Linked DNA regions of Mus musculus: regions 1, 2, 3, 5, 6 and 7 are each linked to region 4. Evidence: chromatin loops called from intact Hi-C (ENCODE). Cell type or tissue: left cerebral cortex. All regions are shown on one strand. Region 1 has its middle 17 kb from the start of Gm23902. Region 2 overlaps Dars (aspartyl-tRNA synthetase). Region 3 has its middle 91 kb from the start of Cxcr4. Region 4 holds the start of Cxcr4 (chemokine (C-X-C motif) receptor 4). Region 5 has its middle 61 kb from the start of Gm23056. Region 6 overlaps Dars (aspartyl-tRNA synthetase). Region 7 has its middle 97 kb from the start of Gm23056.

What was found. Hi-C counts contacts between places; a loop is a spot of excess contacts. Peaks named below come from ENCODE experiments on the same cell type or tissue, not always from the same donor. Only the 100,000 strongest peaks of a DNase experiment are listed, where the experiment ranks them.
Region 1: a loop joins it to region 4, with 2.3 times the contacts of the local background. A loop is called at or near these places in 8 of 42 quality-filtered maps.
Region 2: it touches region 4 in a loop (2.7-fold over the local background); 17 of 42 quality-filtered maps call a loop at or near these places.
Region 3: a loop joins it to region 4, with 2.1 times the contacts of the local background. A loop is called at or near these places in 3 of 42 quality-filtered maps.
Region 5: a loop joins it to region 4, with 3 times the contacts of the local background. A loop is called at or near these places in 34 of 42 quality-filtered maps.
Region 6: it touches region 4 in a loop (2.0-fold over the local background); 9 of 42 quality-filtered maps call a loop at or near these places.
Region 7: it touches region 4 in a loop (9-fold over the local background); 4 of 42 quality-filtered maps call a loop at or near these places.

Annotation. Positions count from the first base shown.
Region 1 is chr1:128,470,625-128,474,624 of GRCm38, reverse strand. No RefSeq gene overlaps it. Among named protein-coding and RNA genes, the nearest start is that of Gm23902, 17 kb to the left of the region's middle. In left cerebral cortex, no CTCF peak of the experiment used is centred here; DNase peaks (open chromatin) are centred at 1,581 and 1,986; H3K4me3 peaks cover 635 bases.
Region 2 is chr1:128,369,933-128,373,932 of GRCm38, reverse strand. Dars (aspartyl-tRNA synthetase) reads left to right here. Exons shown (of 16, transcript NM_177445.5): 11 at 1,647-1,793. Among named protein-coding and RNA genes, the nearest start is that of Mcm6, 12 kb to the right of the region's middle. In left cerebral cortex, CTCF peaks have their summits at 651 and 1,594 (motif pointing left); no DNase peak of the experiment used is centred here.
Region 3 is chr1:128,681,295-128,685,294 of GRCm38, reverse strand. No RefSeq gene overlaps it. Among named protein-coding and RNA genes, the nearest start is that of Cxcr4, 91 kb to the right of the region's middle. In left cerebral cortex, a CTCF peak has its summit at 2,400; a DNase peak (open chromatin) is centred at 2,145.
Region 4 is chr1:128,590,201-128,594,200 of GRCm38, reverse strand. Cxcr4 (chemokine (C-X-C motif) receptor 4) reads left to right here and starts at 1,902. Exons shown (of 2, transcript NM_009911.3): 1 at 1,902-2,012. The coding sequence starts at 1,992. In left cerebral cortex, a CTCF peak has its summit at 1,577 (motif pointing left); DNase peaks (open chromatin) are centred at 1,108, 1,610, 2,593, 3,047 and 1 more place; H3K4me3 peaks cover 2,903 bases.
Region 5 is chr1:128,822,675-128,826,674 of GRCm38, reverse strand. No RefSeq gene overlaps it. Among named protein-coding and RNA genes, the nearest start is that of Gm23056, 61 kb to the left of the region's middle. In left cerebral cortex, a CTCF peak has its summit at 2,245 (motif pointing right); a DNase peak (open chromatin) is centred at 2,253.
Region 6 is chr1:128,405,681-128,409,680 of GRCm38, reverse strand. All of the region lies in intron 3 of Dars (aspartyl-tRNA synthetase), which reads left to right. Among named protein-coding and RNA genes, the nearest start is that of Dars, 9.7 kb to the left of the region's middle. In left cerebral cortex, a CTCF peak has its summit at 2,075 (motif pointing right); no DNase peak of the experiment used is centred here.
Region 7 is chr1:128,786,659-128,790,658 of GRCm38, reverse strand. No RefSeq gene overlaps it. Among named protein-coding and RNA genes, the nearest start is that of Gm23056, 97 kb to the left of the region's middle. In left cerebral cortex, a CTCF peak has its summit at 2,198 (motif pointing left); DNase peaks (open chromatin) are centred at 2,259 and 3,206.

The sequences.
Region 1 (4,000 bases), 120 kb after region 4:
CTACATTTACTTTTTATTAACAGTTCTGGTTAGCATACAAAGAATTTGGTTTTGCCCAGGAATCTTCATCCAGTTGAGCTGTTATACTTTGTTCTTATCCATTCCCCTCCCCAACTGCCTTCCTTCCCTTCCAGCCCCCTCCCGGCAACCCTCCTCCACTCTTACTAGGTCCCTTTCCTTAGGTAGCCCTGCCCCCCCCCCTTTTTTTTATTACAAGTATCCCTGTCTCTGTTTCCCACCTCCTTTAAGATCTCTTCTTACCCTGTCATGATCTCCTTCCTTCCTGCCTGCCTTCCTTCCTTTCTTCCTTTCTTTCTCTCCTCCCCGCCCCCCGTCCCCCCCGTCCCCCGCTCCCCCAAGACAAGGTTTCTCCGTGTAGCCTTGACTGTCTATAGACCAGGCTGACCTCAAACTTATAGATCCACCTGCCTGGGGCTCCTGAGTGCTGAGATTAAGATAAGTACCACCCAACCCCCACACCCTGCCATCCTCTACTCCCCCATACTCCCCAAAACCCCTGATCCCCTTTCTAGTTTTACAACTTGAAAATACATATATATAAGCACACATACCTATCCACATACATAGATATATAATTTTAAGTTTAGGTCCTGGGTATGAGAGCCTGGCTTATTTCATTGAAGATGGTTTCTAGTTCCATTCATTTTTCCCGCAAAAGCCATTATTTCATTTTTTTTAATGGCCACGTAAAACTCATATATATATATACATATATATATCATATTTTATTTATTCATTAATCTGTTCATGGACATCTAGGCTGGTTCTATCTCCTGCCTATCGTGAACAGTGTAGCAATACACAGGGTTGTGCCAGTATCACTGTGGTGCTCTGCCTGGGGGTCCTTTGGTATCTGCCAGGAATGGTACAGACGGGTCATGTGGTGGTTCTGTTTTGGTGTTGAAGAACTTGCATGCTGACTCCATAGGAGAGTGAGTTCCAGCCCCACTGACAGTGAACAGGGCTCCTCCTTCCACAACCTCACCAGCGTTTGTTGTCCTTGTCTCCTTGATACTAGCCAGTTTGATTGTCTTGAGATGAAATATCAACATAGTTTTCATTTGCATTTCCCCATGGCTTAAGGACATATACACATTTTTCCAAGTCTTGGTTGGCCATTTGTGTTTCTTCTTTTGGCAGTGGCCTATTTTGTTAGCCCATGTACTGAATGGGAGATCGGAGGTTGGGACATTTAATTCTTGCGATTTTTTTTTTTTTAATGCTGGCTATTAATCCACTGTCGGATGTGTAATTCACAAAGTTTTTTTTTCTCATTCTCTAGACAGCCTCTTCACTCTGGTAACTATTTCCTCCGCTGTACAGAAGCCTTAAAATCTCATACAATCCTATTTGTTAGTTCTTGAGCTTATTTCCCTCGCCGAGTCCCTTTCAGAATATCTTGCCTCTGTCTGTACATTTAAGTGTTTCCCCTGTGTTTTCCTCTCGCAATTCCGAAGTTTCCGTTTTCCCTAGTCCTTCTCCATGTGAGCCAAGAACCACACTGCCTTAGCAGCTGTTTTTGTAAAGCAGGCCTCCAGGTGCGTGGTAGTCCTACTTTGGAAAATATTCCGGCCTACATAAATGAGTTTCAGCTGGCCACTTGAAGCGGGTTTGTTTTTGTTGTTTGTTTCGGACTGCTGACGCGTTTCACACAATAGGCAGACAATTGAGTGCAACATCTGGGCTGGAAGCTTCAAGAGGAGGAAGAACTTCTGCAAGCAGTCTACACGCAGGCCCGAAGCAGGGCACTGACTCAGAGGATTTAAAGAAGGGAGTTCCTAATGACCTCCTCTTTAAGGATACAAGACCTATCCCTCACCTCACGTATCCACTGCCTCAGCCCCTGACTTTGTTTCCTGGTGCCCCAGCCAGTCCTGTGAACGCTGGATTCTGGCTTTCCCGAAGTCATTCAGGGCGCTCCTCAAGAGCAAGCATGCAGCGTCTGGTTGCCTGGCAACGAGCAGATCCTCCGCTCACTTTGCAGCCTGCCTGGAAACACAACCGCACCCGCCAGTCTGCCCTGGGAACCCTGTCCTGATTTCTCCCCCTCCATTGTTGTCGTTCACACAAAAGGCTATTACAGAGCCACTGTAGTCACCGCGCCTGCGTTACAATACACGCATGGGCATTATTTGGAACCAAAGCTTTTGTGGATAGAGATGCGTTCTATACCAGGAAGGACCAGAACTCCTGGCTAGGCTCACCCCAATACCAAGGTGCTGTCTCAGAGTCCCTTCTTCTCTCCTGATTCATCCGCCAGCTGGTTGCCAAGCCCCTGGCTAGCCTTTTGGCTGGTATGAGATCATCCTTGTGGCTGATGTGGGCAGTCAGTCCTCCCCCGCCGGCGCCCTTCACTCTCAACCCAAGCACGAAGCATCAAATGGCAGCCTGGTTCAGTCATCTTATCTTCATCCCAGCGGGGTCTCTTTCCCTGCCCCCATGCCTCTCAAGTTTCCAAGGCTATAGTTGCCATGGAATTCATTGAGGACTGAAAGGTTTTCTTTGGTGTCAGCCAACTCGTCAAGAGCACAGTGTAGAAGACTGTTTCTGGATGCTTCTCTGTCCTCCAGCCTCAAGCATTTAACCCATCACCATCCGCTCTGTGACTCCGTGTTCAGGATCAGATTTGGATTCTGGGAAACGAAATTGCAAATTATAGTTAGAAACCATTGAGTATAAAAACAGGAAAGGGTCTCCTCCCTTTGAAGAAAGAACACCGAGAATCTGTGAGGTTTTTCTTCAGCGTGGATAAAAGTGTTGTTATATCACTCAATTAATACTCCTTATTTGCTGAGGGATAAGGGTGTGAAGATAACACTAAGCTCACTATTTCTTTCTATCGTATTATTAGTGGGGAATACGTGGATTCATCACACAGCATCATCTGCCTGCTGACCACTGGTGTCTCAGCACTTACAGGCAGTATAGAAATCCAGGTATACCGTAAATGGGAAACGGCCAGCCATCTCTGTTTCTCTCGTTATCCTCACCATCTTCCCACAAGATGTTGTTAAAACTTTAGTCACAGGGAAGCAATGTAGGTCACAAGAGGGAATCAAACCTGAATCAGAGGACTATCTTTTATCTGTTTTAATTGAGAGAGAGTGTGTGTGTGTGTGTGCGCGCGTGCGTGTATGTGTGCATATGCATGTGTGTGTGTATGCACGTGTGTACTGGTAAACGCTTATGTATGTATGTATGTATGTGAAGACCAGAGGACAGCCTCAGCTGTCCTTTCCCAGATGTTATCCATCCTGTTTTTCCGACAGGGTCTCTCACTGCTGTGGAGTGTACCACGTAAACTAGGCAGGCTGGCTATCAAGCCGTAGGGATCTGCCTGTTGCTGCCTCCCCAGTGCTGGGATTGCAAGCTCTAGATCCTACACCCAGCTTCTTCTTCTTCCTTTTTTTTTTTTTTTTTTTTTTTTTTTTTTTTTGATTGAACACATGTCCTCATGCTTGCTTCAAGGAAAACATGTTATCAAGAGAGTGATCTCACTAGCCATTTAACTTTTTAACCAGTTCTACTTCAAACAGCAGCTGCCATATCAGCCAGTTAGGTATGAAATCCAAATATTTGTCAATGCTGTGCCAGATGCACCACCGTTGGCAGTGGCTCTACCCAGTGCTGAGAGTGAGCCAGGATGACGGAGGGATCACAGCCCATCTGAGGCAGGTGGGTGGGGCTGAAGAGAAGCAAAGCATTGCCTTTTCCCTCCCACAGAGCTATTTTCTATTTGGCTAAAAATAATAATATAAAGCCAGAATGCATTAAATAATGATAACTACTAGGTGAAAATAAAATCACTTATAGCTGAGAATTTTTCTCACTAATTGCTAAACTTTCAAAACATCGCCCCCCCACCCCACCCCACCCCACCCCACCCCACCCCCGCCGCAACTAGTTTCGACATTTTGCCTATGTGGAGCTTTGAAAGATGATTTTAGAGACATATGTGTTCAACCTTTTGAAAAGATTT
Region 2 (4,000 bases), 220 kb after region 4:
CAATTATTTAATATCCTGAAATGACCTTAATTTCAAAACAGTTGTAGTTTTTTGGGTTTTGTGTTGTTGTTTTTGTTTGTTTGTTGGGGAGGCAGGCAGCAGTTTGAAAAACAGTCTTCTATTATAGTTTAGAAACTGTTTGTTAAGCCGGGTGGTGGTGGCACACCCCTTTAATCCCAGCACTTGGGAGGCAGAGACAGATGGATTTCTGAGTTCGAGGCCAGCCTGGTCTACAGAATGAGTTCCAGGACAGCCAGGGCTACACAGAGAAACCCTGTCTCGGATATAAAAAAAGAAATTGTTTGTTATTCTGTCCCTTGTAATTTGGACTGTCAGGCTTGTGCTGTATCCCACTCATGTTTATGATGCAGGACAATATGCAGATGGAACCTGTCAACTGTTGGGAGAGAGTAGACACAAACAGTCAAAGCAGCAGTCATTTCCAAATCAGTGACTGCCAGGTGTGACACACACCTGTAATCCCATATGGGAGTAAAGACTATTTTTGCTTTTTATAATGCATATGTGGGGGTGGTTTGTGTATATGTTGTGAGTACAAGTGTCCTCAGAGTCTAGAAGGTGTCAATTTCTCTGACACTACAGTTACAGGTGGCTACAAGCCACCTGATGTGGATACTAGGAACTGCACTCAGGTCTTCTTCAAGAGAAGAGTGCTTTTAACCACGGAAGCATCTCTCCAGCCCTTACTTTAAAACATGTTTAAATTAGGGACATTAAACCTCGCAAATCCCATGAACTTGGTATTGCCAGTCTACAGCTAATTTATTTATTTATTTATTTATTATTTTTTTGGTTTTTTTGAAACAGGGTTTATCTCTGTATTGCCCCGGCTGTCCTGGAACTCACTTTGTAGACCAGGCTGGCCTCGAACTTAGAAATCCGCCTGCCTCTGCCTCTCTTGAGTGTTGGGATTAAAGGCGTGCGCCACCATGCCTGGCACTAATACATGCTATGCCCGTTTCCTTCTCTGTCTGAAGCAAGTTTCCTGTCATTTCATCGATAAATATTTTAGCCAAAAAGATGCTTTTCTAAATCTTATTAAAATATCTCTGAGCCAGGTATAATGGCTTATACCTTAAAATTGCAGCATTTTGAGACAGTGACATTGCGCATCACAAGCGTGAGGCTAATCAGGGACTCAAAAAACAAGACAGCATCCTTCACAACAGAAATACAACTCTGCAGTTACCATTTTTCTTGTCCTACTATGTGTAGGGTAGGCATTGGACCTTAGGGATATCACAGTAGGAAAGAAGTAGTGTTCTTGAAATAATTTAGACAGCATGGTGGGAATGGGCGAACAAGGCAGACCTGCATTAGTGTCCTCATGTATAAGAAGTGTTTCAGGATTAAAAAGTTGGGTTTTTTAATGCTTCTCCAAATGGCTATTTTGTGTTTCCAACAGTGTTAGCTGATAATTATTGCAAATAAAAATTTTAATCCTCTAATGCTACTGTAACTTCTTTTTAAAGCATGAAACTGAAATGTTTTAAGTATGTTAATGCTAAACAAATTGATAATGCTTTTCTTGGTTCAGTCGCTGATAATTGTGTATTGCTTATAGTGACCTCTTGTGGAAGAAGCATTTAATGAACATTTTATTAACTAAAGCATTGAACATACAGGTTTCAGACTGAAATTCAAACTGTGAGTAAACAGTTCCCATGTGAGCCGTTCAAATTTTTGGAGCCAACTTTAAGACTGGAGTATTGCGAGGCTTTGGCAATGCTTAGAGAAGCTGGAGTTGAAATGGACGATGAGGAAGATCTAAGGTTGGTCTCTGATATTTTCTCTTTCAACTTTAATGCTTAGGTTTAATGTATTTCACCCAGCTGATAACTCTTAATACATTGGCATTTTGCATAATAATATTTTACATAATAAAAATTAAAATGTTATATTTAATCTGTTTGCCTATGCTTTAATAATTTTGTCTATAACTTTGCAGTTTTTCCCCTAGTTGTAACCCGTTGACAAATGTAGGAAGACAAACCTGATGGCACAGGACAGTAATCCCATGTACTCAGGAAGCAAGAGGTTTCCTAATTCAAAGCTTGCCTGGACTTCAGAGTAAGATCTGAGCCAGCCTGAGCAGCTTAGACCTTGCCTCAAAATGAATGAAAAGGAGATCTGGAAAGATGGCTCAGTGGATAAGAATACTTGCCGTTCTTGCAGAACACATGTAGATAAACAGTCACACACAACAAGCAAGTACATTATATAGAGAGATAGGTAGATAGTATATATTATAATAACATATATAATATATGAATTATATACATACATATATTGGGGGGCAGGGACTGGAGCTCAGCACTTAAGAGCTCTTGCTGCTCTTTTAGAGGATCCAGATTTGGCTTCCAGTACAGATGGCTTATAGCTATTGGTAGTTCCTCTTCCAGGGGATCCATGGCAGGACACCATGTATTCATGTACTACACATACATATACATACATACATGCAGGCAAAACAGTCATGTGTATAAAATAAAAGTAAATGAGTCTTTAAAAATATTTTATGACTAGGCATTGTGGTGCACACCTTTAATCCCAGCACTCAGGGGGCAGGGGCCTGGTCTATATAATGAAATCCGGGACAGCCAAGGTTATAAAAAGAAACCCTGTCTCAAATAACTATATATAGAGAGAGGGAGGGAGGGAACGAACAGCCTTAGAGGCATAGAACCTAATTTATCTTATGAAAATAGTAATATAGAACAAGAAAGAGAATGTGGAGAGTTTTCCCTGGTTTTTTGTTTGTTTTGCTTTTTTATTTTCAAGGTAGGGTCTCTCCCCTTCCTGTCCTGGAATTCATTCCTAGAACTCAGAAACTCAGAAATCCACTTGCCTCTGCCTTCCAAGTGCTGAGATTAAAGGTGTGCACCACTGTCTTAGTCAGGGTTTCTATTCCTGCACAAACATCATGACCAAGAAGCAAGTTGGGGAGGAAAGGGTTTATTCAGCTTACACTTTCCACATTGCTGTTAATCACCAAAGGAAGTCAGGACTGGAACTCAGGCAGGTCAGGAAGCAGGAGCTGATGCAGAGGCCATGGAGGGATATTACTTACTGGCTTGCTTCCCCTGGCTTGCTCAGCCTGCTCTCTCATAGAACCCAAGACTACCAGCCCAGAGATGGCACCACCCACAAGAGGACCTTCCCCCTTGCTCACTAATTGAGAAAATGCCTTATGGATCTTATGGCGGCATCTCCCCAACTGAAGCTCTTTTTTCTGTGATTACTCCAGCTGTGTCAAGTTGACACATAACCAGCCAGTACAACCACCATACCTGACTTTTGCTTGTGATTTTTGTTCATAATGTTACTTCACTTTAAAAATCACAATCACTTCTCAGCCTTTTGGCTAAGATCAAGTGCACTTTAAAAATCACCATGATAACAAGGGTAAGGAACATTCTAAATCACCCCATACAGTACTGGGCATAAAATACTAATGTCTATATGTTATCAATATTCCATATTTTGTTACCTAAACTGCTGTCAATATACATTTTATTCACAAGTTCCTGGTCAAAATAGTTAAATTATCATGACAGTACATAACGAGATATGTGGAAGCAGAAGGTGATTGATTTTTTTTTTAACCCAGAAAATGTACTTGATTCTAAGCCCATTATTTATTTGTTTAATTAAAGACTTGGGTGTATTGGTTGTCATATTACAAACCTTTGTGGAGTAATAGGAAAGACGACTATTTAATGGCAAGACCTTCTAATGTTAACCCACTAGATTTTATTTTATTTTATATAATTAGTAAAGTGTTTGCCTCCTGTTTCTGAATCAGCAGAATCCTAAACTCTGCCTGATTTTTTTTTTGTTTTGTTTTGGTTTTTCCGAGGCAGGGTTTCTCTGTGTAGCCCTGGCTGTCCTGTAACTCACTTTGTAGACCAGGCTGGCCTCGAACTCAGAAATCTGCCTGCCTCTGCCTCCCAAGTGCTGGGATTAAAGGCATGAGCCA
Region 3 (4,000 bases), 91 kb before region 4:
CAGAGATGCTAGGCTCAGTGGTACATCTCTATCCTCAGTTGCCCCTCCCATTCCAGTGTTTCGGTATTAAGACCTCCTTCCCAATCCTTTGTACATACAGTTGGAAAAGCACATCCACATTTTCAAGGACCTCAGCCAAGAGTTTCCCTCCTGTAAAACCACGGCTTCCCACCCCGACATAAACACTTGAGTCCCTAAAGTGGGAGATTTATGTCCTCAAATCTGCAACTGTTTATGACTATAATCGACAGTTGCTAAGAACTGAACAAGTTCAAACTTTTAAAATGTGAATCACTTCTGCTATGGTTATTCAAATAATGGAATAGTAAAGTTCTTTCTCCCTGTATATTTATTTGCTCATTGGACCTGAGCTCTAGGGACATTCCAAGAGAAATGCATCCCTCCCTTCAAAAGGCTTGCTACTGGCCAGTCTACCTTCCCTACCCACAGAGATGACTCTGAGGTCTATACTAGAGCTTAAACTAGGAAAGCATCCAATGATTGCCTGGCTGGGGAGGTAGCTCAGTCAGTAAAGTGCTTGCCTTACAAGCATGAAGACCAGAGTTGAATCCCGGCACTTGTGTATAAAGCCAGGCATAGTGGCGACTGCTTTCGATCCCAGCACTGGGGAGGTGGAGGCAGGTAGCTCCCTGGGGCTCACTGACTAGCCATTGTAGCCTACGTGGTCAGTTCCAGGCCTTTGAGGACCCCATGTAAAAAAATAATACTAAGATAGACAACATCTGAAAACTGATAGCGGTCCTCTGGCCTTCATATGCATGCACACCCACATGAATCTCCACCTACACATACATGTACCCATGTGCATATGTACACACATGTACACACAAGTCAATAGATAAGTATATGAATGAATGAATGAATGAATGAATGAATGAATGAATGAATGAATAAGATAATAAATAAAAATAAAACGTCCATTCTTCCCTTCAAAACTAGCTTTGAAACTTCTGGTCAGTTCCAGTTCCAGGCCAAAGATTGCAGGGGTGGCAAGTTAGAAGTGCTTAAGTAAAAGGATCTTTGTAAAGCTAAGACACCTTGGCAATGTAATGTAATATCTCCCTCTACCCAGCTGGGAACACTTGGTTAGCACCAGCTGGAAGATTAAGTATACTGTGAAATGTTAAAGACAGTAGGCAACCTGGAATATCTATCCCTTTCTGTCACCACAATTAACAGAAGGGAATGGTTTGGGGGGGGGGCGGGAACAGAGAATAAGAAGGTAATTAATTTTTGTCTTCTTAGTCTTTATGTGTTTTCACATCTGTTCATGTGTGTTAAGTTCAGATGAATGCTGGTCACAGCATACAGAGGAGAAGCTCAGATGCGTGCCCTCATTGTCCACCTTGTGTGAGACAGCATCTCTCTTGTCACTCATCACTGAATATGCTGGGCTAGCTGATGAGAGGACATATTGAGAAGAGCAGCTCAGAGGAGCAGACATGGGTAGTTGGAACATAGTGATGAGCAGGGGTGTTCGGCTCAAAGATATCCCAAACATTGTCTCAAATTTCAACAGAAAACAGACACAAAAAAAATAAATAAATAAAAAATCTCAAAACCAACATTAATCCTGGACAAAAACTGTGCTGTTCATCGTAACAATTGTTGCCATGTGGGAATACTTGTTCAGTGGGCAAAGTAACACAGAGAGTATTTTCCTTGTATTTATCTACGCATACCTTCTAAGAAGTCAGCGATAAGCAATTATCACATATTTAGTTCTTAGAAGAGAGCTTAGCGCGTAATGAATGGTAAACACATTACTATTATTACTCCCACCCTGAAGGAGTGGGAACCTAGGAGAGGCCAGTTCATTCACATTTACACAGTGAGTTTAAGTGGGAAAGCTGAACTGCTTGATCTCCAAACACAGAGGGAAAACATCCTGAATGATCTGCAATTTAACTTAAATAGTTATCATTCTTCGGGCAGCCAGTTCGACTCAGCAAACACTTTTAAGTACCTACTTTGATGGAAAGACTAAGTTCTGGAAGAAAACAGGGCCTGACTTACACCATTGCCGTGCTCCCAGTCAGCTAATTAACTGACTATTTCAGGCATTGGAGAGGATAAAAATAAAGACACAGTAATGGTGATGAAGGCGCCTGCTTGAATGAGTAACTACCACCCTGGTCAGACGTGGGCGACAACAGAAGGGTGAGCTGGAGCATGCTGGGAGATTTCAAACCAACAATGAGCTGAGGTTCTCCCGACCCAGGATGTCAATGCCAGACGCTCTGGAGCTGAACGCAGGTAGGGAGGAGCTGTGCTCTCTTGGCATAATAAGGCCAGACTTATTCATTTGCTGGAAATAGGGTTAAGGTCACCTTAATAGGAAGAATATGAATTTCTCCTGTTGGCCAGATGGGGGCCTTTGGAAAGGGATGGATGAGTCCCAGGGGTACTCAATTATATTTGAATTCTTATACTTTGTGAGAGAGATAGTCCAGCCCCTCACTGCCTGTGTCTCCCAACTCTCACCCCTCAAAATCTTTTGAGCCACATCTCACCAGGAAGTGAGGTATTTTAGACCAAGGATAAGAGCCCCTACCGTCTCCATCCATAACCCGTCCCCCTCTACCCTTCTACTTAAACAACAATAGCTTCAGGGAGATCACAGGAAGCCCTCCAAAGTTAACTCCTTCACCTTGGAATGAGGCTAGAAGTGTGGCTCAGCTGGTAGAGTATTGATATAGCGTTCTTGAAGCCTTGGGTTTGATCCCCACACCACATAACCCAGTTTCGGAGGTACACACCTATAATTTCAGCACCCAGGAGGTAGAAGTAGGAGGATCAGAAGGTCAAGGTCATCCTTCAGTACCTGACAAATCCAAGGCCAGCCTGAGACCTTGTCTCCAAAACACAACAAAACCCTTCAATGGTTCTCCTAGGAGAGTTGCTGGTTGTGTCAGAGTAGTGACACAATAGACATTTAAAAAACCTAGCTCCTTTCCTGAAACTAACCCGTTTCATGCTGCAGTGGGCATGTGAAAGTTCTAGCCTTTGATACACCTATGGAAGCCTCTAGGCTCAGTCAGTAAAGTGCTCGCTAAAAAGCGTGAAGAACCGAGTTCAATTCCCAGACTCCACCTAAAAAGTAAGCCAGGCACGGTACCATACACTTGTAACCTAGCATTGGAGAAAAGGGTACAGGTGAATCCCTGAGGCTTGCTGGTGAGCCAGCCTAGTCTAATTGGTAAACTGCAGGTTCAGTGAGAGAATATGAGTCAGAAAGCAAGATGTGGGTTGGTAAGAAGGCTCAGCAAGTAAGGACATTTGCTTCCAACAGGATCACCTGAGTTTCATTAGCAGCACCCACATTGTGGAAGGAGAGAACTGATTCCTGCAAATAGTCCTCTGAACACACACACACACACACACACACACACACACACACACACACACACACACACACACTCAGCTATTGAACTGAGTCCCGCTGTGAGCAATTGTGTTCCTGCTGAAGTGAATGAAAGGATGGGTCAGCAACATCTAGCAGCAGATTAGAAAAGAAACCTACCCTCCTCGCCATCCCTGAGCCCCTGATCTACCATTTGCATTTTAATGAGATGCCACTGTGACTGGCACCTGCAGACTTGAGATCTCTAGAGTAGAACCCCCATCAGTCCCAAGCCTTGGAAAGGCAGGAGGCATTTGCCCTCTACAGCTGTTTAATAACATCACACAAGACGACATCACAGTCAGACCAAAGGCAACCAAAACCATTTGGAAAGAAAAACAGCGTATAAATAAGAAGATAATAGCTAGCTTAGTTCCTGGATCTCCAAGTCCCCAAGATAAAGCAAAGGACAGTTTAAACCTCAAAGGACGCACAACCTTGACAGAGATAAGACTTGGGGACATGAAGCAATGCAAGGCCAGGGACTCGAGATATGCAACTTTGCACTCACTTTAATATTGAGAGAGTCTTGAGTATTCACTGTGTGCTAAGTGCTCTTCTAAGGGCTACACAACT
Region 4 (4,000 bases):
TTAGCCTTTGGGAATGCAGGAATTTGGAGGCTAGACACAGCTCACCATCCTGCTGCTACCGATCTTGAACACCAGCGCTCTTTTAATGGGTCTGATATTCCGGTCCACGGGCTCTTCTGTCTGTCCTAACTAGTTTATGGAAATATGAGCCTATGTTTTAGTAATGATTGGATATAATTAAAAGTGCTTGTGGAAGTTCTTGGCTTTTAACTTAGCAGTTTTTGAGGGTCGCACTTCCTAATTTCATCCTTAGCTTTTCTGGATCACATAAGTGCAGGGCAGAAGAGGACTTTGACAGCACATTTTGAAGGAGAGTGCCCAGGCCATACAGGAAGATGGAGAGAGACGAGTTCCCAGGCTGTAAAACAGCTCCCCAGCACTTCCAACCGAAAGCCTTCCTTAGCTAAAGAAGGAGGTGCAAATGATAGTACAGTTAGTAGACTGCTTGCCTAGCCTACACAAAGCTCTGATTTAAGCCCTATCAGCACGAAAATTGGGCGTGGTGGCACACAACTGTAATCCCAGTACTAGGCAGGTGACAAACGGGATCATCAGAAATTCATGGTCATCCTTAACTACATACGGAGCCTGAGTCCAGCCTGTACTACATAAAACTGCCTCAAACAAAACAAACAAACAAACAAACAAACAAACAAAAAAGGAACGGGAGAAGTGGGGCGGGGATGGAGTTGAGGGCGCAGTCTGGGCCTGCCTATCCTTTGGTCCATTCCAGGAGGGGGTGGGGGCGGTATCTGGGTTGCATAGCAACCCAGGCTCCTGCTGCCGGATGTCTCACCACCCCCAGTGCCCCCGGCATTGGATCCCGCGGTCTCTGGCTGGAGGTCTGGTTGGTTCTGACCCCACCCTTTTCTCCCTCCCCGCCTAGCCCAGGCTCGGCGCCGGTCGGATCCCGCGCGAGCCTGGGAAGCAGTCTGGGCGCCCACTGCAACCTTAGCCTGTCTGAGATTCCCTAGCCATCCACGCCCCCAACCTGACCTAACTAGCTCTTCACTAAGACTTCCCATCTTAGTGTTCTGCGTGGGAGACGCGAGATAGGCATGAAGCGAAAGCTCTGGGCTCAGGCCAGGCTTTGCAGTCCCAGGCTGCTCCATTTGGTCTCTTGGAGCTCGTGGAGCGCCCACTGACTGCGCATGAATCGCGGCTAGCTTCCCAGCTGGGACTCTGTAATTATCTGTTAACTAGATGCATCCCCCTATGTGCTTATGAAATGAAAATGAACCAGTGTTTCTGTGCGGATTTCTTAGGATGTGATTACACAAAGTCCTCGCCGCTCAATTCTTTATAATAAAGCACATTTCAATCATTTTACATACACACACACCCAAATCTCTTCACGAAATTGTTGCCACTATTGTGACTTTCTTCCTGGGAGTATATCTGCTTCTGGATGGGTCCGCAAGTGCTTTCTGCCACACCTGACCCTAATGTCATTATATGAATATGTAGTAACACACACTTGCTTGGAAGAGTTTTGGTAGTAATCACTCCTGACAGCTCAGAGTATAGAACCCTGGCGGAGGTTCCAACATTGCCGCCTACTGGTTAGGCAGGCTCCAAGTCACACACCCCCATCCCCAGTCTTGTCTCAAGTTCTCCACCCGTAAACTCCAGGTCTAAAATTCTATCCACGTGGGTAAGGATGGATGCGCGACCCGCAGAAACACCCTGGCTGGCATCCTGCTTTCCCCAACTCTGAGAACATTATCCGGCCAGGCTCTGGACCCATACTGACTTAAAACACAACAGCAGTGGCTCTTGGACTTCTGTTTGCCCGCGCCCTGCGCCCCGCCCCCGCCAGTCTCCTCCCGCCCCGTCCGAGCTGCGCATGCGCCGCCCCGGGAGCGTGTTTTTATAAAAGTCCGGTTCGGGCCAGAAACTTCAATTTTGTTGCCTGGTGCAGCAGGTAGCAGTGAAACCTCTGAGGCGTTTGGTGCTCCGGTAACCACCACGGCTGTAGAGCGAGTGTTGCCATGGAACCGATCAGTGTGAGTGTAAGTCCACTTGCATCCTACTTTATAGTAAACGTGCAAACGTGTGAACTTAGAGCTCAGCCCCTTTAAGGAGCGGGTTGAAGCAACTAAAACCTTGAGGGGTGTCAGGGTCACAAGGAGGAGCGGGAACTAATTTTTTTTTATGTGTGTGAACATGGCTATAGGGGGAGGAAGATAGGAATATTTTTGCCAGTAAGTTGAGTGGGACGGGTTCAGATGGAGCTTTCCTAAGGTTGCTCTTGTTTCCCTCCCCCTTGAGTCCCGCGGCGCGCGCCGACTTGCACGCTGTTTGCAAACGTCCCAGTTTTTTGAAAAAGGGAGAAGGGCTTGCCCTCTGTCCCAAGACTCAGACCATCGTCTGGTCCTCCTGAAAACAGGAGTTTTCTTAGAGTTTCTTACATTGTGTGAATTTAGAGACTTTAGTCGGCACGCGTAGGCACTACATTCTGGGTGAGCTTCGAACCGGAGCGTCTTGGAGCGGTTCTTGGAGTTAGGAGTGCGGTTCTGAAATTCCATAGTGCAGACAGAGGAGCGCCCGTCTTCGGCGGGAAAAGTGAGCTAGTCTGCCGCGTCGCTTGCCTAGAGGGGGGGCACAAACTGCGGCAGCCGCGGAGAGAACGTCGCTTTGGGATGGAGCAGCAGCGCTTTGCGGGCATCCGACCCGCCACTTCCCCGCAGTGGCAAACGAACCTCCCGAGGTCGGGCTTGCCTTTAGGATCGTTCCTGAGAAAGGGTCATAAGTCTGTACCATGATGCTGCTGGCCATGACGGCGGTTGGGGACAGGAGGGCATGTTGGGACCGCACCTGGGTTGTGCCGGGTCGCCGGAGGGATGAACAGGTGCAAGCTCGGAGACTGTTTGACTGAGCCCCAGTGTTTAACCGTCGGTGGTTTCCTGAGCCTTTTGAAACCCCCTCGCTTAGGGAGGGTTTTGTTCTTTGGTGATTTTTTTTTTTTTTTCCGTTTCCTCCGGCGGCGCGCAATTCAAAGGCGCTCGCGCTGGAGCAGCCCAATCTGTCGCTCGCACCCGGAGGAACGATCCTGGCGCGCAGCCAGGAGGAACCCCTAGAACCGCTGTGTGTTGGTCGTAGACCTGGGTATGATGGGCAACGGTGCCAGCCCCTAGGTGGGTGACTCGGACATCGGGGTGCGCACGGTCTGGACCACTCCTGCTGCCTACCTCGGACTCCAGTAACTAACTGGGTCCGCTGCAGGATGGGAAGCGACCGGAAAGTGAGGAAGTGAAACTTGGGGGCGAAAACCACGGGGTACAGACCCCGTGACTTTCCCCACCCAGGACAGTGTGACTCTAACGTCCCAGATCCACCCAGTGATAAACATGGGTTTGGCAAGAGAGACCCACCTTCCAGAGAAGCGCCGCACGGGGTGAAGTAGGGGAGTGCTATTTGCTCCTTTCTAACACTCTGCTGACCCTAAACCCCCAAAGACCTTCACATTATCCAGCTTTCTTCACTACGCATGACTCGAAATGTAATAGTTTGTGTTAGACAGACGTGAGAAAAACAAGGTTTTGCGCCTAAAAAGCTAAGAGTCTTTGGGGGACCCCCACCGTCAAGCTCCGTCTTTCTTTCTTTCTTTCTTTCTTTCTTTCTTTCTTTCTTTCTTTCTTTCTTTCTTTCTTTCTTTCTTTCTTTCTTTCTTTCTTTCTCTCTCTCTCTCTCTCTCTCTCTCTCTCTCTCTCTCTCTCTTTCTTTCTTTCTTTCTTTCTTTCCTTCCTCCTTTGGCTAATCCTCATACAGAAATCCCATCTCCTTCAACACAGACTTTAACCCCACGCCGCTGGATACCACCGCACACAGTTTTGAGAGTGACTTCTTTGTTTGAATGGAGGATTTGTTTGTTTGGTTTGGTTGTGGGTTTTTTTGGCTTGGGTTTTTGTTTGTTTGTTTGTGGTTGGGGGGGGCTTTACTTTTTTTCCTCCGAGGTTTTTTTTTTGTCCTTTCCTCTCGTGGGCGGGGCAGGAGAGCT
Region 5 (4,000 bases), 230 kb before region 4:
GGCCGTATTGATCCAGGCAGGTTGATGCAGAGCATGAAACAGGTCTTTGAACGGGCAGCCAAACTTTCCAGAACTATTGACAGTTTTCCCCAAGGCCTTTCAATAAGCACACGTCGACTCTTGGCTTTTGAATTGCCTAACCTTTGGGTGGTGAAATCGCAGCATGTTGTTTTAATCTTTTTATAATGGACTAGAGTTCAATTTAGAAAAACAAAACAAAAAACAAAACAAAATTAAAAACAAAGCATGTCTCCTGAGTGCTGCAGGCAGGAGGCTATAAAGGTTTCAAGCAGCTCTGAAGCCACACTCATCTCCCAAAAACCTGTACTACGTTCTCCATCAAACCCCACTTCTGCTGATCTTCTCTTTAAACAGAGTCCTGGGAGCAGCAGAGGCATCCCCTAGGCAACTGTTGGAGAGCGGGGATGGGGGGTAAAGGGGGATGACAGTATAAAGTCCTGAGTTCAGATCTCCAGCACCCACAGAAAAGGCTGGGCCTGGCACCACACATTGTAATGCCAACACTGGGAACCCCTGGCCAGCCAGTCTCACCAAGTCAGTAAAACACTTTGTCTCCAAAATAAGGTAGAGGGCGGGTGAGATCTCAGCAGGTGTAAGCTCTTCTTTCCTAGCCTAGCTACTGAGGACAAGCCCAGGACCCACCTGGTGAAGAGAACTGACTCCCACAAGTTGTCCTGTGACCTCCGCATGGACACCGTGACACCTCCCCTAACTCCCCAAAAGATTTTTTTTGAAAAATTAGTTTGGATTTTTTTTTTTTTTTTTGAGACAGGATCTCCTATTTAGTCCTGGCTGTCCTGGAACTCACTATGTAAACCAGGCTGGCCTTAAACTCACAGATCTCCTTTCTTCTGTCCCCAAAGTGCTGGGATTAAAGGTTTGTGTCACCACATCTGGCCTCCACACGCTCCTGGACATATGGAAACACATACAAAACAAAGTCATGACAGCTAAGTCCTCTGTCCCTTTCTCTGAGCATCTCCCTTCTCTACACGACTGGAAGCAATGGCTTGCTTGTAGCATCCGCCTAATAAAGGTATGCTGTTTGTTGGGTAAATAGCACAGGGAAAGGGCCCTGAAGAGGAAGGAGGGTTGTGGAGAACCAAATGCACCCTGGAGACCATCTACTTCCCGTTTGCCCAGAGTCGGACCCTGGGGCCCAGAGCCGACTCCTTTCCCCAGCACAGTGCTGTAAGCTGAGTGTTCATCTGGAGCAGCTAAGACTCCGACCGATTTCTGGGCTTCTTCCCAAGAGTTTCCCATCCAGCCGGGACCAAGAGGCTGCGAGTTCTTAACAAGTCACAGGCAATATCAATGCTGCTAGTGCAGGAGTCACACTTAGCAAGCCCACACCCAGGGACTGGGGGTGACTCAGTCAGTAAAGTGCTTGACTTAACTCTTAGGATCTGAATTTAATTCCCAGAAACATTTTAAAAAGAAAAGAAAAGTCAGACACAGTGGCATGCATCTGTACTCCCAGCCCTGAGGAAGTGGGAACAGAGGGATGCCTGCGACTTACTGGCCAGTCACTCCTGTCTGAGTCATCTCCAGACCAAGGAGAGCCCAACAACGGAGATAAGAGTGTGTGTGTGTGTGTGTGTGTGTGTACACATGCATGTGTGTGCCACTGTTTTAAAGGACCCAAGATTCCAGCACCCATAAAGGGCAGCTCACAACTACCTGTAGCTCCAGCTCCAGGGATCCTGACATTCTCTTTTGTCACTCATCTGCACACACTCAAGCAGATGCACACACATATACATAATTAAAAATAAAACAAATCTTTCAAATAAAAGGGTTTTTTAAAAGAAAGAAAGAAAGAAAGAAAGAAAGAAAGAAAGAAAGAAAGAAAGAAAGAAAGAAAGGAAGGAAGGAAGGAAGGAAGATCAAAGAAAACCAGTGCTGGGCAGGTGAGACTCCGCCCCCACTGCAAGCCTCTGTCTTACCTTGCATAGTATTAAAACTTTTGCTTTAAACCTCTCAAAACTTGGCTCAAACCATTGCCCAAAGGCGGGTCCAAAAATAACTACAACCAGAACGAGAATGACTTCTCCTCCTTCAAGGCATAGGGAGGTCGCTACCCTGGCATTGTGGCAGTTACTTTGAAGAATCAGAGAGCAGAAATGGAAGGTGCATCTAGCCTGTCAGAAGACTCTGCCGAGGGAGCAGGTAGAATTGGATCCTTTCTGGCAGGTTGTTCCACAGACATCATTAGCTACAGAGGTTGCCCGGCCACTAGATGGCAGTCCTCAATTGACGTTCGAGTAACTTGGGTCGTTGGCCTCTAAACCCACTGATATCCACAAGGACAATAAAAAGCAGATGATGAATTTGATGGACTAAAATAGGCTAGCTTCTCTCCCGGGAAACTTGGCATTAAACAAATTCATTTAGCAAATGCAGAGCCTAGAACAATGACCCAAAACGGGGCTGCAAGCATTCCTTTTGGTCTCTAAAGGCAGGACCAAAGTTCCCACACTTAAGTTAGGAAGCACGGAGCCAACTGGTCGTATGGGAAACAATGCAGCGGAAAAGTAAATCTGTGGACCCCCAAAACATGAGGATAAGACATCTGGCTGTTATAATGCAAGTGATAGTAACCTGAAATGAGATATTATTAAAAGATGTATTGAAGTTTTCGAGCCAGGCATGGGGACACATTCAAGAGGCTAAGGCAGAGGGACTGTGCATTTGACACCAGCACAGACTGCAGACTGAGAATCTGTCAGAGAAAGAGGGATGGGGAAGGAGAAAGAAAGAGGACTAAAATCCACAGGAGAGGAGAAACTTAAACAAGTGGAAAATTGTTTCAATATATATTTTCTGATGGCCAGCCCAAACATGGCACACTATAAATAACAGGCAGTGTTTTCCATGTCAAAGTGGAGACTCACAGCTTGTGGGCTGGAAAACTAATGAGCTATAAGCATGTATGAAATGAGGGAGCTGTCAGCATGTCCAGAGTGGGTGACGGCCACAGGGAGCAAAACCATCCAGAAAGCACAATTGCCACCCCCTCTGCTCAAACTGCCACCTCAGCCGTCTCTCACGGGAGCTGCGTGTGGACGCACTTGGGCTTCCTGTCCCGAGGCTTCAGAAAGTTAGGCATAATCCCAATAAAAATGTAGGAGGTTTTTTGGTGCTGGGATTCTCTGGATAATTGCTTTCATTTTCACTGGCCATGTTGCAGAACCCCTGAATGTTATATGGGCCTTTCCTTTATCTCGTTGACGACATCTGCTGTTTGCAGACTCCACTAATCACTGGAATCACCCAAGAGCTCTTCCCCAAACCCAAACCACCCCAACCTATTGCTGCAAATCTTATGAAGTAGCAGTGGCATGAGAAAGCTGTGCTGGTTTCTAACATACGCACACCATAGGTTGTGTACGCTGTGTGCATAACTCTTATGCTCTATTATTGATGGCATAATAACAAGAAAAAAGCCCGTGTGGGTTCCATACGAAGGTGTGCTTGTGTACGTGTGTGTGTTCATGTATGTGTAGGCTTGTGTACATGTGTATGTTCATGTATGTGTAGGCTTGTGTACGTGTGTGTGTCCATGTATGTGTAGGCACATTGTACATGAATAAACATAAATCTGGAGGCCGAAGGACAACCTCCACTGTCATCTCTTAGAAGCCACCCACCTTAATGTTCCTGAGGATCTCTTGTGGAACCTGCTAAATAGGGTAGACCAGCTGGCTAAGGGAACCCCCAAGAAGCTTCCTGTCTCCACTTCCCTAGCACTGAGTTTACAAGCATACACTACCATGCTTTAATTTTAACACAGGTTCTGAGTATTGAACTTGTGTTCTCATGCTTGTAAGGCAAGCACATTACCAATGGAGCCATCACCCAAGACCTCAAACACCATTTAAAAAAAAGAAAAGAAATTAGTCCAAGTTAGGTTAAATCTACAAGTCCAGCACCTGCCTAGACAGTGGACCACTGGTGTGGAGGTGAATACTTTGAAAAT
Region 6 (4,000 bases), 180 kb after region 4:
GGTAGATTTTGTTTAGAGTCTCTCTGCAGCCTGGTGCTTGGGTCTTGGCCTTCACAGATGTGGCAATTTGGTGACCTGGTCTTCCAATTTAGGATTAGGGCAGAGTGAGCTCAAGGGGACTCTCACTGCTCAGCCCCTCCTTCCTGCTCTGTGGCCTTTTTTGTTGCATTTTGGTTTTTGTTTTTAGTAGAAGAGATTTAGGATTTTACCTAATTAAGGAATATTAAACTTTTTTTTAAGTACTTTGCCCCTTAATAGTGTCTTTCCAGTAGCAGATGTGTCAGATCTTGGGATGTTTGTTTCCTTCTGTGTTTAACTCCTAGACGCTCCCACATTACTCTGTGTGTTGAATCCCACTCTCAAGGGTGAATCTTGAGTGTGTTTTCTTTTTAGCCCTGACCTTTCCTTTTGTTGCCTTATCTATGATTATATAATTTAAATTTTTTTTACTTTTTATTTTTATTTTTTGCCTAGAAAGACCACTCAGTGGGTAAAGTGCTTGTTGCTTTAGCATAAGGCCCTGAGTTCAGATGTCTAGAACCTACCCTTAAAAGCCAGACACTGGCATACACCTAGAACCCCAGCACTGAGATGGTAGAGGTGAAGACAGGTGGGTTCCTCTAAGCTTCCTGGACAGCCAGTATAGTCAGAGTGACAAGCTTCAGGTTCAGAAACTGTCTGAGTTACATCCTGAGAGTTCATATGGCAGAAGGAGAGAAACAACTCCTGCAGGTTGTCCTGTGACTTTCCGGGGGGGGGGGGGGGGGGCTACTATTAAGGAAAGACATCCTGCCCTCCACATGTGCTTACATAGGGAAGCACACCAGCCCACACATATGTGCATACTTTACATACATTTTTGTTTTGTTTTGTTTTTTGAGACAGGGTTTCTCTGTATAGCCTTGACTGTCCTGGAACTCACTCTGTAGACCAGTCTGGCTTCGAACTCAGAAATCCACCTGCCTCTGCCCCTCTGCCCCTCTGCCCCTCTGCCTCTGCCTCTGCCTCCCACATGCTGGGATTAAAGGTGTGCGCCACCACTGCCTGGCTACGTACATATTTTTTAAAATCTTTTTAATTAAGAAAGATTTTTATTATAGAAAGGGTGTGTGTGTGTGTTTGTGTATATGTGGTGGTTTGTTGTTTGTTTTGTTTCTCAAAGTTTCATTATGTACTACTGGCTGGCCTAAAATGTCACAGTAAAGAAAAAGTAGACCTTGACCTCATAAGTGTTGACCTGACTCTGCCTCTAGGGTGCTGAGAGTAAAGATGTATACTAGCATGCCCAGACTATAGAAAGTTTTAAAACTATAGAAAAATAGAAGAACAAAGTTCCCTGTTATTTTATCAGCAGTTACCAGCCACATTTTGATGTTTTTGCTTATCAATTTTAACATACTTGTTTTTTATATAATTCAAAAAAATATTTTGTGTATATGAGTGTTTGCATGTATATATATGTAACACATATAAATAGTGTTTAGGCCATCAGAAAAGTTGTTGGGTCTCCTGGACCTGGAGTTAGAGAGAATTATGAGTTGACATGTGGGTTCTGGGAACTGAACCTGGGTCCTTAACAAGAGCAGCAATTATAACTGCTGAGCCATCTCTCTACCCACTTAAAATACTTCTTTACAAAAACAAAATTGGAACTATGTATACAGTTTGATCAGTTTTATCATGAAAATGTTTACTGAATATTTATCATCATATACTCAGCGTTCCACATAAATTGTATATAGTTATCCACCTACAAAACAGGAATGATAAGCAACCCTCAAATAAGCTGCCAATATTAGAAATACTATTAACAAAAAATTAATAGCATTAAGGGGCTCTGCCTTTAAATATATCATCCTCAAGATACACACACACACTTTTTTTTGTTTTGTTTTGTTTTTGTTTTTTTGAGGCAGGGTTTCTCTGTGTAGCCCTGGCTGTCCTGGAACTCACTCTGTAGACCAGGCTGGCCTTGAACTCAGAAATCCGCCTGCCTCTGCCTGCACAGAGGTGTGCACCACCACACCTGCCTTGTAAACTTTTTTAAGGTTTATTTATTTTATGTATATGAGTATACTGTCGCTGTCTTCAAACACACCAGAAGAGGGCATCGGATCCCATTGCAGATGGTTGTGAGCTACCATGTGGTTTCTGGGAATTGAACTCAGGACCTCTGGAAGAGGAGTCAGTGCTCTTAACTACTGAGCCATCTCTCCAGACCATAGATTATAAATCTTTATATTAAGGAAAGTAAACCTTTGAGAAGTATGCTAGTCTCCATTTTGCAAAAGAAGAACAGAGACCCACAGTGGCTTATTAGTTTTCCCGTGAGAACTCTTTGTAGAAGTGATAGGATGTTGTCCCTGATCTTTAGAGTTCAAAGTCTTCCTGAGATGGTGGTGACCCATATCTTTAATAATCCCAGACCTGTTCCTAGTCTACAAAGCAAGTTCCTGGACAGCCAGGGATACACAGAGAAATCCTGACTTGAAAAAAATCCATCCAGTAAATCATACAAACAAAAAACAGGTCTCAATGATTTTTACTCTTATCAAACGGTTTGGTGGAGTGTTAATCCTTAGTGTTGACCCTTTTGTAAACTCCTTGGACCTCTCCATTCAGAGTCCTTTGTGCTGGTTTAGAGCTGTATTGTATTGCTGGGCAGCTTTATAATGCAGGGAAGGCTGGGCTGCTTTTGTATGAACTACAACAGCTAAAATGCTGGTTCCTCCTAGCCTGCACTGGGTTTATAATAAGCACACCACCTTCCATTTCTCCATACATTGTGTCCTAAGTGGGACAAGATCCAGCTGTGGGTTCTATAGTGTATATAGTATAATAATATTCTTAGATAATGTCTTTTTTTATTTTTGATCATGTGCACGTTTCTGGGGTCATTTTTATCATCCAGTATCTTCAATGCCTTTGAATTTGTTTAATTTTAACTTGTATGTGAATCAAATTGTAAAATACGAGGGAAAAGTTAGTGTCCTTTTTCATGATAAAAATATGCCAATTATGTGACTGCAAGGTCAATAAATTATATCTCTGTTGACATTCTTCTTGCAATCTATCTCTTTAAATCTTAAATTTTTTTTATTTGTTTTTGTTTTGTAGTTCTAGATCAAGCTTGTCTCAAACTCAGAGATCTTTCTTCCTCTGCCTCCAAAGTGCTGGGATCAAAGGTGTGGGCCAAAATGCCTAACTAACCTGTCTTTTAAATTCATGTTTGCACTGTGGTACACATTTTAAAATACTGTATGTTGAAAGTAGTGACTATTTACTTCCAGTTTTTGCTTCTTTTTTTTCTCCCAAGGTTAATTCTTAATATAAAATAATAATAAAAAAAAAATCATACCCTTGTGGTGTTATATAAAACATATAGTCTGATAAGACAAGTGCTCTTGGAAAGATTAATTCATCTTTATGAGGAAATAGTTTTCTAGAATTTGATCAGAGATTTAAAATGACCTGCTCTGGAAGAAGAGGGATGGATGACACAGGATGCATAAGTAATATTTCTCAGGTTAAGAATAAGAAATGACAGCTCTATGTGAAAGGAGGGGAAGCAAACGGTCAGCATACCTGAAAATATAATTGGTTACAGGACTTACTAAAAGGTGGCATTTTACTGGCAAAAGTAAAATTGCTTGAAGATTTAAAACGTAGGACTATTGCAGAGGACAAGTGAGTGGGGAAGTGGAATGCAACAGGAGCTATCCTGCTAATCTGTGTGCTCTTTAAAATGTCCTTTGGCAGAAAGAACTCTGTAGATGGGCCACCCCAAAGAGTACTGTACTCTGACTAGTAAACACTTGATTAGCACTTTTGTGATTGCATGATTGAAGTTTCCATGGTAGTTAGCTCAGTTTCCTTGCCTGTAGAATATAGAAGCATTTAGTTGAATAGTGAAAGTCATCTGAAATAACTTGTAATTTGTTCAATGTTACAGAATAATCATGTAGATTTATGTATCTCTATGTTCTCAGAAGAAACCTAT
Region 7 (4,000 bases), 200 kb before region 4:
GGTGTATGTTTGTCTGTGTCTGTCTCTGTCTCTGTGTCTGTCTGTCTCAGTGTTTATGTATATGTATGTGTATACATATACATGTATATGTATGTGTGTGTGTGTGGAATACAGATACACACATGCCATAGAGAACAAACAGAGATCAGTCCTCACCTTTCACCTTGCTTGAGACAGGGTCTCATCACTGTTGTGTGGGACAGGGGGTGATCTGGCTAGCAACATTTAGGGGATCCCCCTGCCTTTGCCTCCCACCTCTTTAGAAGTGTTGGAATTCTAGATACATGCCCTACAGTGTCCAGCTTTACCCGTGTTCTGAGAGTCTGAGCACATGTTCTCAGGCCTTACATGACCCTCTCAATAAGGGAGGCCTCATATAAGGACAAGCGACCTTTGAACACATGTGTAAAGGACACAGAGAGGGAGCCCTGTGCCTCTGTAGGAGGACATTCTGGCAGGAGGTTCAGTGCCTGCATGTAAGCTCTAGGACCCAGGCTTAGCCTACAGCTGGTCTGGGCTGTCCTTCCAGTGAAGGATGACACTGCCAGCCACCAAACTTGGCCACAAGTTCCAGGATATGTTTTTGCCTGTCAGGTTTCTCATAGACTCCCAAACCACCCAAGTGAAAAACCCCACATCTATGCCAAAGGCAAACAGGAGAGGGATTATTCCTTTTATCTGGGGCCTCACAAAAGGAGTCTTTTACTAGAGGGAAACTCCCTGGCACAAGGAAAATGGTTTGAGGTTTAGAGTTGTGATTGTTGATTTTTTTTTCTTTAAATAAATCCATTTCCTACACAAAGCAAGGAAGCCCTAAAGCATTAATGCATTTAGTCAGCTCCAGACACACTTCCCTCAGTCCCCAAAGGAAGCCTTTGCAAGCTGTCCTGCTGAGACAGGGACATGGCCCTCTGGGAAGGCTAGCCCTAACTGGGCTGGATTGCAAAGCTTTAGCTGTAGGCTGCCTCCTTGAGACGTGCTGGTACTGGCTACTTTATGTGCCCTGCTAGGGCCCTTAGAGAACCACGGGGACCCCTTCTATTCACCCTGGCCCTTGTGGCCCAACTCAGACCTATGCTTTTGTTTCATTGGGTATTTTTATTGGCATTTATTGTTTTATAGTCAAGGAAAATACGCCTTTGTAAGATTCAGAAAACATACAAGAGAACAAAGAACTGTGTTTGAAATCTCCATACCCCTCCCACCCAGAGAGAAGCAACAGAGGCAGCCACTCTGGCCTGCCACTTGCTCCTGAGGTTTCTGGGACTTAGATTGTCAATCATGTTTTGTGTCCAAAGCTCTCCCGGGAGATAGGGAGATGGTTCAATCTTCAAGGTACTGGCTGTCCAAGCTTGCAGACTTGAGTCTGATGTCCAGCACGTACATTAAAAGTCACACTTAGTGGTGCACCCTTATAGTCCTAGGACTGAGGAGGAAGAGAAAGGTAGACTCCTGAGGTTTGCTGGACAGACAGACATACCAGCCAAATCAGAGAGTTTCAGGTTAAAAAGTGAGCAAACTGGCTGGAGAGTTGGCTCAGTCGGTTAAGAACACTCGCTACTCTTGCAGAGGACCAGGGTTTGATTCCCAGCATCCATGCGGCAGCTCACAACCATCTGTAACTCCAGTCTGAGGAAATCCAATCCAACCCACACGCACAAGATTAAAATAAATCAATTCAAAGTATACCTTGTTTTTTTTTTAAATGTCAGACACCTTGTCTCAAAATCCAAGTTGGTCAATGCTTGAGGAATGACAGCCAAGGTGTTCTCTCTCTTTCTCTCTCTCTCTCTCTCTCTCATACAATTTTGGAGATATGATGAAATATGAGAAAGTAATGTCTGTGGATAAAAACCAAGCAAACAAGAGAAAAATACAATCATTTGTATAGCTAGCCTCTTCACCCAATGCCTCCTGCAGCCCATACTTTGTGTGCATTTGTGTGCATGTAGGTACATGTGTTGTGTTTATGTGCCTATAGGTATGTGCGTGTTTGTGTGTGTCGGTACATGTGTGTTTATGTACAAGCAGGTAACCTGTATGCCCATGTGTCTTATACATTATTTTTTACCTGGGAATTCCTTTTCTCTCCCCTCTTGTTCCCTTCCATATCCCTGGGATCCTGAGAGCTACAACTATAGAGCTACAGCTGCGGCTGAACAAGTTTCCTCACAGAGAGCCATCTAGAGGCATCAAAAGATCACTACCTCAACAACCGGCAAACGGTATCAAGGCCGGTGTACTGCTCCAGCAATGGCCAGATTGTTACACTGCTGCATCAGCCTGCAGGTTAATTGCTCCTGTGACAAAGACAGAGAGCCAACTGTCACCTACTACATTGAAGCGCTTAGGCCAGACTCTGTTGTGCTCCATAACCATTCTCATATTCTTCTGAAGCTTCCAAGAGACCAGAAAAGACGGAGCCTAAAAGAAGAGCAATAGCTTCACATTAGCCACCCATCTAGAAGGCTGCTCTTCGTTCTTATCCTCCACTCCCTCCCGCCCTGAGGCAGCCATCGGCCACTTCAGTAGCCTTGAAGGCATCCAGGGATGAACCAAACACTCTTTGTCTTTTTGTCATCTGATAGATCCGTGTCCCTTAGTTTCTGGTTTCTATTTGTGCAAAACCAAAAATTAAATTTCTGGTTTCGATCTGGCTCCTGGTTTCTGAAAGGATCTGGCCAAGGCTTTTGTTCATTAGTTTTTTTTTTTTTTTATTTCAAGCACATTTAGAGTCTCTGAAGTCGCCTGAAATAATTACCAGCCCACTGATTCTAATACACAGTTCATCATATTCTAACATTGACTGCCCAGGTGCAAATCTATATTCCCTTCAGACTTAAGAGCAAATTTCCCCTGAGTAATGCCTGCCCTGCTATTTTATCCTAGCTAATATTGATCTTCCTACTCTCCTCTGTAGCCCCTTGCAGTGTGCCAATAATTTTGTTATAGAAACCTTTTATTAATGGACTCTCGTGGCTTAATTTTGTTTAGGTAACTTTAGAAAAAAAAGACAAAAGAGCAACAGTTGGGGGAAAAAAGTGTTATTTGCTCCAAAAGTTAGGCCACCTGTGAAGTGGCTTGTAGGAGTTGAGGTGACAGTGTGAGTAGGCAGTGCTGTTATAAACAAAAGTTCTACCAGCTGTCACAGTGAGTCACCCGGAACAGGAGGATGTCCCACTAAGCTGCAGATTTTGATTATACCCTGAGCCGGGGTGGCACCAAGCCCAGAGTGACTGACACATCTAGACCTAAGCCAACCAGACACCTCGTGGGCTGACTGTGCCGGTGATGCCGAGACACCCAAACTGAGAAAGCCCAAGATGTACGTGGAGAAACTGTGGGTTGACATGTCCGACATGTTTGACGTGAGAAGGACTGTTTTGCCTCAAGACCAGCCTCTACCCAAAGCGATTAAATCAGTCTCTGAGACAGGAGCTAGTTTTTCCCAGGCCGACTGAGTTCTCTGAGAGACTGTTTCTTCAGAGTGAAAGTAATGACAGGAAAGACCAGACCCACAATCCCAGGGGCCTGACCACAGATGAAGCTGCCACCAAAACTCCCCAAGAGGAGGTCAGCGGCTGGACCCAGGGCAGAAGCCTTGCAGAGCTCACACCTGCTCAGACCTGGGCTTTCCAACCGCACTGGTTGGGCCTCTGTTGCCACAGACGCAGGTTACATCACACTCTGGTTGTTGTCAGGAGAAGTGACTGCACGCTGAGCGGAGGGAGCCATCTTCAAGTCTGCTTTTTATCCTGACATTGTAGATCTATCCTAGCTAGCTCTGAGATTAGAGAACAGAAGATAATTAAATCTACCATATGTTCTCTCTAAACACCTACCGTGTTAGCCTGGGATCATACCAGAAACTCTTTCAACCGAGGAAAGTTTAATATTAAGGTTGTTAAAGACAAATCATTCCTGCAAATAGGTAGGTGTTTGTATAGGTGGGTAAGATGATTGGTTAGATGGATTAGATGGATAGATGGTTGGCTGATGG